Linked DNA regions of Homo sapiens: region 2 is linked to region 1. Evidence: chromatin loops called from intact Hi-C (ENCODE). Cell type or tissue: Caco-2. All regions are shown on one strand.

Region 1 (5,000 bases):
GGTAATTTTTATTGAAATTGCATAATAATTATAAAGAAATATTCATAGGCAAATGTTCTCATTCTGCATTAGCACAGCAATTATTTAAAGTTTTAATTTCCTTGAAAAGATTCTGTTTACACATATATCCATATGGAGTTATTCAATAACAACATATTGTAGAAAAAAAGTTGTAAAATACTTTTTTTCTTTCTTCTATTCCCCCAGTGTACATACAGGTTAACTGCTGCACAGAATTGTTAAGAATTTCTACCCTCTAAATCCAATCTTGTCTAATTATTTATGTTGATTGTTAGTGTCTTTAATTAGAATTATAATTAAACCCATTTTGAACACCATGACCACTTTTAAAGCTGTAGAATAGAATGATTACATAAATCTTAATCTGGCTGATTTTTATATTACTTGTACAGTCTAAAATTTGGTAAAGTAATACAAGTTGAAAAAAAATCCCCAATCGAGTGTTTATAGCAAATTTTATAACTTAAGAAGTTTTAAGCAAATTATAATGAAATGTTTGTATTGCATTACTTTCTTCTTGAGTGAAATCTAGTATGAAGCCTTAAAAATTGTCCAAGCATTATTAACTATTAAAATATTTCAAACGAGTCTTTGGAAACACATTTTTATTGGAGGAATTTTGAGGCATGTTCATAAAGTAATGTTTAGAGAAGGTTAACAACAAACAACAAGGTAAATGTATAATATGTTTATCAATTCTTTTTATGTCTTTCTTTTAGAATTTTTTGAACTCAAGATTTAAAAAGTACTTTTATAACAATGTGTTGATTTTTTTTCTGCATTTGGGTAATTTCTTTATGTCACTTTGCTGTTGGTTGAATTTCTAAAATCATCCATCTGACATACAAATGAATTGAAATTTGGTGAATTAGATCAATATTGTCTTAATACTTATTCTGGTATAATAAGTCAGATTTGAATGCAAAGATAATGAGAAAATAAAGCCCAGTATATCAAGTCAATGTGCATGCACATATCAGGCTGTGTTTGCTAATTTGTCCAATGGTGGTTAACATTAAGTACAGTCACAACACTTGCCTACACAGAGCACCACAGAACAATTGCTAGGAATTAAGTGACATATGTTTAAATTCATTCACATGAGATATTTTGAGCAGCTCTTGGTTACAATTAATTGTTGCATTAATGTACATAACTTTGTTGTCTAATTTGCTAAAAAGAATGAAATTGGAAACAGCTCAGTTTTTAATAAATTCTTGCAAAGTCAGTGATAGGTCAAACTTAGATAAATCATATTCGACAAGGAAACTATGGTATAGGGAGTGAGTGCTACATTAATTTCAGTCTCACTTTTCTGTCTTATCTACCACACACACATAAAATAACACAAATGCCTTTTTTAAAAGTGGGAACAATGAAACAATAAAAATTCAATGCTAATGGAATTTGTCAATTCTAAAACAATAAAATATTCAGAGCAATGAAGGCAGTTGCCTGTCATTGGTAAAAAATAGAGGAGGAAAATCAATATTTATTTATCTGAAAGAAACAACTCTGGCTTGTAATATTGATATTTTCAACAGGATGAAAAAGCTTTTCACAGAAAGACTTCACTTAAAAAAAAACCTAAAAGGTATTCTATGCATTAGGTTGATCAGATATTTTAAAGGAATATAAAGTTTCCTATGTTTACTATAAAATGTCATATTTCTAAACATTATTATAATTGGCTGTGTTGTGTTATAGAGATTAATCAGTTCCAACTACATGTATTTAGTTCAACAAGTAAGTGTGCTTAAATAGATTTTTTTCTTCTGTGAGGCAAACAAAAAAAAGCTTCTTATCCTGAGCTCTCAGCCCAAGATACCTGCTGATCACAGCAATTATTGTTGGCACCTTGAACAAATCTCTGTTTTCTACTTTGGCCTGCCGCCCTTGGGGACACATCTATGGATTAGAGAGGCTCTGCTGTGGGTGACTTTTGGTTGTTATTTAACTTTGATGCAGCTGAAATCTCTTTAACTAATGCTAGCTTGCTGACCTTTGGCTCCAAGTAGAAGGAATTTATTTGAAAATGAAATGCATCTTGGGACATTCCCTAGTGTTAGAACCTTGATCTAAAAATGTAGCATTGTTTGCTCTCCATTGATCTCTACTTTCAGTGTATTCTGTGACCTAACGTCATTTTAATAGCTATCATTTCCTGTTAAGATCAAACAGGGTTAAAATGAACCGACACCAAATACTTGTTTCTTTATTAATTTTATTTGAAATACTTCTGCAGTTGACACCAATATAAATGTTCACTTTCACTAAAACACCATTTTATTCCAAAAACTGTCAGCTTTTTCTAACAAGATAGATGCACATTATCTTATGAGTTTCTGTTTTCTTCATTTCAATTACATATTAAATATATTTTCAGGTTGAAAAAGGTTTGGTTATGCCAAGAAAATAAATACTTAGAATACATAGAAGCATCTTTATTAATAGATATATTTGAATAAAAGGAAAGTGAAGAGGTGAATAAAATCTATTGGGTGATATTTTAGCACTTAAAAGAAATACAATAATTAAATCTTTACTAATAAATTGTCTATGACTAATAGTATGTATTCATATGATTTTGTCCAAACATTAAGTACTATGATGTGATAAATGAACACTTTTTATGATAAAATCAGCGTTTTTGAGAGGATAAATTATTTATGTAACACCATCAATTTGTAAAGATATAGCTAATATTATGGTGTCAGTCTTTCTGCATTCCTGAGTTTTTTTTATTCATTTAGTCACAAAGACTCTCTCATAAACATATTTTAGTCCATCATTCTTTGCACCAATCAGGCCATTGAATACTTGGGCCACTCTGATTGGCCACAAACCCAAGAAGAGGTAATCCTGGATTTTCAACTGGCCTGATCATGATCTTGACTCTCTGATGACATAATTTAGTATCTGATAGGCCTGATTCTTCAGGTGAATCCTTTTATACTCTCTGGAATTCAGGTGAAGTAAAACTTCCCACAGCAAGGAACATGCTAATCTTTTAGGCTGTAAAATGCTGTCTCTGTATTGTTTTGGATGTGTTTAAAATACCAGAGCATCCTGAACCAGATGTAAGTTAATGAGAATCTCAGTCTGGCATACAACAATCAGAGAATCATTAACTGGATATAATAAAAACTGTAAATTCATCCTATTTTCACTGGGATGAAAATGTGGTGTTTCTGTTACTGAGAAGGCAGGTCTAGACTGCTGTTAGGTTGAGGAGCTAGGGAAACTTGCTTTGATCTAAAGACCTGGTCTTGGTTTAATTCTCACAGTAGTACAAGAACACCCTTCTACCCAAAGCAGTTAGGTTTCTAAATTGTGGGTATGGAGTCATGAATGGACCAACGAAACACATGTTTATGTGTAGTATTCCTTGAATATTTCTCAGAATATCATTTTATTAAAACAAAGTGATTTTTGTTTGTTATAAAAATGTTCTGTTTCAGTTAATAGTCCTCATTTCATATAAATTTATGCTAATATTAAAATGTAATAAAAGAATTTCCTGCATTTTCATTCTAACTGGAGGGCTTACTCTGTGTACATGACCAAGAAGACAGAGATAGAAATAATTCTGAATAATTAAGAAAAATATGCATAAATTACTAAGATGCTAATATGAAAATATACTCATATGGTATCCATAGACACATAAAGTAATAGTATGAGACATTTTGCTTTGCAATTAATTTACACTATGAAAGTAAGCACATTCACATTTGTATTGAAAATCTTTAAAATTTGTTGCATTTAATATAATGAGTAATCACCTTGACAGTTTATATTCTCAGATATTATTGTTTTAAAAAATGTAAATATTTTTGTACAGAAAGCAGTGCATGATGACAATATTTATAGAACACTTACCGACAATCCCAACACTTCTTACCTATTTCTCTGATTACCTGTAGGAACTACCATCATCCTTCACTGTGCAGTTGTTTAAGAAGGATTATAGCACTGCCTATTAACTGTTCTCCTGTTTCCAACCTACTCTCTCTTTTTTTTTTTTTTTTTTTTTTTTTTGAGATGGAATCTTGCTCTGTGGCCCAGGCTGGACTGCAGTGGCGCGATCTCGGCTCACTGCAATCTCCACCTCCCGGGTTCAAGCGATTGGCCTGCCTCAGCCCCCAAGTAGCTGGGATTACAGGAGCATGCCACCACACCTGGCTAATTTTTGTATTGTTAGTAAAGAAGAGGTTTCACCATGTTGGCCAGGCTTGTCTCGAACTCCTGACCTCAGGTGATCTACCCGCCTCGGCCTTCCAAAGTGCTGTGATTACAGGCGTGAGCTACTGCGCCCAGCCTATCCTACTCTCTTAAATCTATTTTCAGCACAGCACAAACAGAAATTCCATTGAAAATGCGCATCAAACTATGTCAACCCTCTGCTAAAAACCCTCCAATGTCTTCTTGTCCTTTTCAGAGTAAAATCACAGTAAAAGATGGTGTAGTAGCCAAAGGGTCTGGCTCCATGTTAACCCTCTGACCCCATCTCGTATATCTTTTTTCCTTAGTCTACTACGGCCACATTGCCCCTTTGGTTTCATTTTCTGCTTTAAGGCATTTGCTCTTGATATTCTCTCTAGAATACTCTTTCCCCAGATAGCCTCATGACTTGTTTTCCCACCTAACTCAAGTCTTTATTTAAATATCAAGTTTTAGAAAAGTCTTTACTGATCTACCTAATTAAAATTGTATGAATATTATCATCATAATCAGTTTCCCACTTTTCACCGTTAATTTTTTCTGTGGCACTTATTACCGTCTGATAAACTAATATGTGTTTATTGTCCGTCTTACCTATCTAGCTTATTGAGGGCAGAGATTAAGTTAACAGCTATATTCACTGTCTCTGGAACAGTACCTAACACATAGTAGGTACTTGATAATGGATGACTGGAAAAATACCATTATTCTCTTCTTTGTTTTTTGAGACAGAGTCCCGCTCTGTCACCCAGGCT
Region 2 (5,000 bases), 89 kb before region 1:
CCAAGAAAATGGACTTTAAAAACCTATGCATCAGCAAGCTCATACAAGTAGTAAGAAAGAACACATTGACAGAAGTCTATAGCAAAATTGGAAACTGCCAGTTTCTAAGAGGTAATAATAAGGGCAAAGACATAAACTATACCTATGGAAATAAAATATAAAAGAGTCACTTGGTAGATTATTTGAATAAAGTGTGAACTTTTTAAAGATTAGTTATGGGGACATCTCAAAGATAAGTAGGCAAGTATAGTTCAAGAATATGTGGACAGCATCAGGAGGACCAAAGTCAAAATAAGTTGCAGCTAATACAGAATCTTTACTATTAAAAAGAAAATAAATAAAAGTTCAATCAGACATGGAGAGACAGGTTATCATCTATGGTGATGGAAAAAAAAAAAAAAAAAACCTGGTCCATGACCATCCACCCTGAATTCACTCGATCTCGCCTAGTCTCAGAAAAAGAAAAAAAAAGACCTGCAATTATAAAATAAATAACTAAGCTAAAATTCTCATTTTATTAGTTGTTTTACCCTTTCTCTTTACTAAAATTTTATTATGTATAGTATCAGATATGTTGACCTAGAAGAAAAAAAGCTGGCCGGGTGCGGTGGCTCACGCCTGTAATCCCAGAACTTTAGGAGGGCAAGGTGGGAGGATGATCTGAAGTTGGGAGTTCAAGACCAACCTGACCAACATGGAGAAAACCCATCTCTACCAAAAATACAAAATTAGCTGGGCATGCTGGTGCATGCCTGTAATCTCAGCTACTCGGGAGGCTGAGGCAGGAGAATCGCTTGAATCTGGGAGGTGGAGTTTGCGGTGAGCCAAGATCGTGCCGTTGCACTCCAGCCTGGGCAACAAGAGCAAAACTCTGTCTCAAAAAAAAAAAAAAAAAGAAAGAAAAGAAAGAAAAGAAAAGAAAAGAAAAGAAAAGAAAAGAAAAAATGCTGAGGCAAAAGTAATACGGTAAAGAATTTATTGAGACCAAGCTTGAAGATTGTGTCAGCTGAACAATGATGAGGACCGTAAATCTGGAAAAGAGAGTTTTGTTTCTCATAAAGGATTGCAGCCTGCAGGCTAGCCATCCAGCAGGCTGGGAAACACAGCCTCTGTAGACACCAAGAGCAAGCACTTCAAGAGAGGGAAGGAAAAGACAGGAATTTATGCTGAACGAGTTGGCTAAGTATACATATTCAATAAGCTATAGAAGAAGTCATGAATATTTATGAAAGTGGAAACGTGCTGGCAATTGAGCTTCATGCCTCTTCGAGGGTTACATGTTCAAAAACTGGCAGCATTAGCAGAATTCAAGGGTGGAATTTTCAGCCCTCTGACATCAAAAGGTGATGTAGAGGACACAAAATTTCTCACTGCACTTGCTCTTTGAACCAGCCAAAGCCAGTCCTGAGATGGTGGTCAGTTTTTAGGAAGGGTGTCTTGTGAAACTGGTGAGCTGTCACATCCAAACTGCAAAGAAGGAGAGGGGATCTGGTCTCAGCCTTAGATGATTGGTTTAAAGTGATGAAGGAACGAGTCATCCATTTCTTGTTTTCCAAAGGTGGTTTCTGCTTACTCCTTAAGAAAGAACTCTGGTTAAAGGTTATTAAGAAAGGGGCATACCAAAGTATGACCAATATATCCTGTCATGGCCATGAACTCTGTTTTTAAGGTTTTTCTGGGATCTCCTTGACCAAGAGACATTCCATCCAGTTAGTTGGGGGACTTATAATTTATTTTTATTTCTCAATTGCAACTCAGGAGTATAAACTCAAGTAGCCCTGAATATACATTCTAATTACAGCAGTTGAATGTAGGTTTTAACAGTAAAAGAAGAGGCAGTTCCTAAGTTATTTACCAAGAATTTATATTACAATACCATAAGCTAATGATTGACTATACATATTTTTGGTATCACAAATTCCAGGATTATGAAGAAAATGGGTGAGGCAACTAAACAGAAACAAAACGTCTTTAAACAGTTGATCCCAGGCTTGTGTGTGGGAGGTGTGGCTGAAGTCCCATACTCTTATCTCTCTGGACCTCATGCATTTTTTACACCTCACAGAACACAGACTGCTCTGAGCTGTTTTTCTTTTTTCAGGTATAGGAAAAATACCTTTTACAAAGGAGGTATTCAATAACATATTTATCATCATTTGCTCTACAAAGAAATTGAGGGCTCACGTCATGTGTGGTAAATTTAAGCACTAATTTTTAGAACATTAAATGCTTTATGCAAAACTAAGATGTGTGCTCGGATAGTGATATGGTTCGGCTGTGTCCCCACCCAAATCTCTTCTTGAATTGTAGCTCCCATAATTCCCATGTGTTGTGGGAGGAACCCAGTGGGAGATCATTGAATCATGGGGGCAGTTTCCCTCATACTGTTCTCATGGTAGTAAGTCTCATGAGATCTTAGGGGAAACCCTTTTTGCTTGATTCTTGTTCTCTCTTGCCTGCCACCATATAAGATGTGCCTTTCACCTTCCACCATGATTGTGAGGCCTCCCCAGCCACATGGAACTGTGAGTCCATTAAACCTCTTTTTCTTTATAAATTTACCCAATATCTGCTGTCTTTATCAGCAGCATGCAAATGAACTAATACATATAGGTAGAGAATAAAATTAAAACTTACTTAAAAATTACTTCTTAGAAGTAAGATGCTGTGTGTGATAATGAACATTTTAGTTTTAATTAAACAAAAACAATTAATAAATGGCATTTAGCATTCTATCTATTTAATGTGTAAGGTTAAGGTGTAAGAGAGAGCAAACATGCTAAGCTTGTTAATGTACAATTCATATATTTTTCCTTCCGTGTCTAGCCAACTTTATAAATTCTGAGGACTACTGACATATAAGCAGCAAAGGATCTGGTAATCAATTAGCAAGACAATTGGCCCTTAGATAATTAAATAGTTGTCCTTAAGAGAAAACTAAGCATTGAACATATAGTTCATAATAAAGGTAAAAACGACAAATAAGAGATAATACCAAGGAAACTGTTTTAGTACTTACATTGCTTCAGTTTTTTAAAAAAACGTTGATTCACATTAGAAACAAAAAACATAAAATATAAAAAAGATTGAAAAAATCACCACAAAAGTAAAATGTTCTTCATCTCCATTGCCACCAATCAAAATCCCCTCTTTAGTCCCTTCTTGCTTAAGCTATTGCAACAATCCCTAGGGACACATTGGTATCTCTGAGTCTAGCACTGAGCGTCTCTGTCCGTTTTTTGTTTTTTTTTTTTTATACTTTAAGTTCTAGGGTACATGTGCACAACTTGCAGGTTTGTTACATATATATACATGTGCCATGTAGGTGTGCTGCACCCATTAACTCGTCATTTACATTAGGTATATCTCCTAATGCTATCCCTCCCCACTCCCCCCCTTCCCATGACAGGCCCCGGTGTGTGATGTTCCCCTTCCTGTGTCCAAGTGTTCTCATTGTTCTCAGCAAACTATCACAAGGACAAAAAACCAAACACCGCATGTTCTCACTCATAGGTGGGAATTGAGCACTGAGCTTCTCAAATTCATTTTATACCCCCTAAGAATCTTTCTAAATAGCAAATCTGAATTGTATTCCCCTTCTTGTTTCTCTAAATTGTTGTTACACGACTTATGTCAAAATAATGTAGGAGTATTTATTAAAAATAAACATTTCTGTTTTCAACTGCAGACCTAAGAAATCGCAATCTCTGGGACATGCGGACCCAGAAAATTATGCTTTCGGAAAGATTCCTAAGTGTTTCTTAAGCACAGAAATATTTGAGATTTCTCTACCTTTGAGATAAATTTAAATATTTTACGTCAATGTAATTTACCAGATCCTATAGTTTCTTTTCTTTTATTCTATCAAGGAATCATCTCTATTGCATTAAACTTTATTGATATCTTTCAATTTTCAAATCCATAAGTCATGCAATAATTTTTCTTCTTCCTGAATAACATCCTGATCCTCTGCCCCCACCTGACTTCACCTTTTCCCTTAGTTTGACTACTATTTATATGAACAATCAGACAAAAAATACTATCTTCTAGAATGTCATCGCTAACCAATAGATTTTCTTATTGGTTGCACATTGAAAACACTTGGGAACTTTAATAAATACTAATACCTGGATCCTAAAAGGAAATATTGTGATTTAATTGATCTGGGTTGAAGACTGGTCCTTGAGGTTACTGAAAGCATTTTGGGTTATTCTGTGTACAGCCAGAATTAACAACCACAGCTATCTTCTAAATTTGAATTTCCTGCCTGATTGCTATTACTTACAATGAGACTTTAAACGTTCCCTTATCAAAACTCTTAGCTCACTTTATTGAAATTATTATGTGGCTATAAACTGCTGGGGACAGGATCCTTCAGACTGGTAAGGTTAGGCTGTTTGTTCCATCCAAATCTCATGTGATTCCCAATGTTGAATTTGGGGCTTTGTGGGAGGTGATGGGATCATGAGGGCAGGTCCTTCATGAATGGTTTAGTGCCATCCCTTCAGTGATTAGTGAGTTCTTGCTCTGAGTTCACTCAAGATCTAGTTGCTTCAAAGTGGATGGCACCTCTTTTCTCTCTCTTGTTCCGGCTCTCACTATGTGATGTGCCAGCTCCCCATCGTTTTCTGCCCTGATTGGAAGCTTCTTGAGGCCCACACCAGAAGAAAATGCTGGCACCATGCTTCCTATATAGCTGAAGATACATGAGCCAAACTAAAACCTCATTTCTTTGTAAATTACCCAGCTTCAGTTATTTCTTTATAGTAACGGAAAAACTAACAAATGACTGTCTTAGAATCTCCTATCTACCTAACACTCAGTACAGGGAGACAGTTAAGAAGTAACTCAAAAAATATCTGCTGAATAGCATTGAATTAGTAATTTTGAATCTTGCAAAGCATTTTAAATGCTATTTTGATAACCTTTGCCTTCTATACACTTATTCTAGAGTATAAGATTCCAGGTGCATTTGTGTTTATTTCATGTTAATACCTTAA

The links. A loop is a pair of places that touch in the nucleus more often than their neighbours do. Peaks named below come from ENCODE experiments on the same cell type or tissue, not always from the same donor. Only the 100,000 strongest peaks of a DNase experiment are listed, where the experiment ranks them.
Region 2: it touches region 1 in a loop (9-fold over the local background); 1 of 110 quality-filtered maps calls a loop at or near these places.

Annotation. Positions count from the first base shown.
Region 1 is chr2:193,425,565-193,430,564 of GRCh38, reverse strand. No RefSeq gene overlaps it. Among named protein-coding and RNA genes, the nearest start is that of PCGEM1, 680 kb to the right of the region's middle. In Caco-2, no CTCF peak of the experiment used is centred here; a DNase peak (open chromatin) is centred at 1,924.
Region 2 is chr2:193,514,770-193,519,769 of GRCh38, reverse strand. No RefSeq gene overlaps it. Among named protein-coding and RNA genes, the nearest start is that of PCGEM1, 770 kb to the right of the region's middle. In Caco-2, no CTCF peak of the experiment used is centred here; a DNase peak (open chromatin) is centred at 2,009.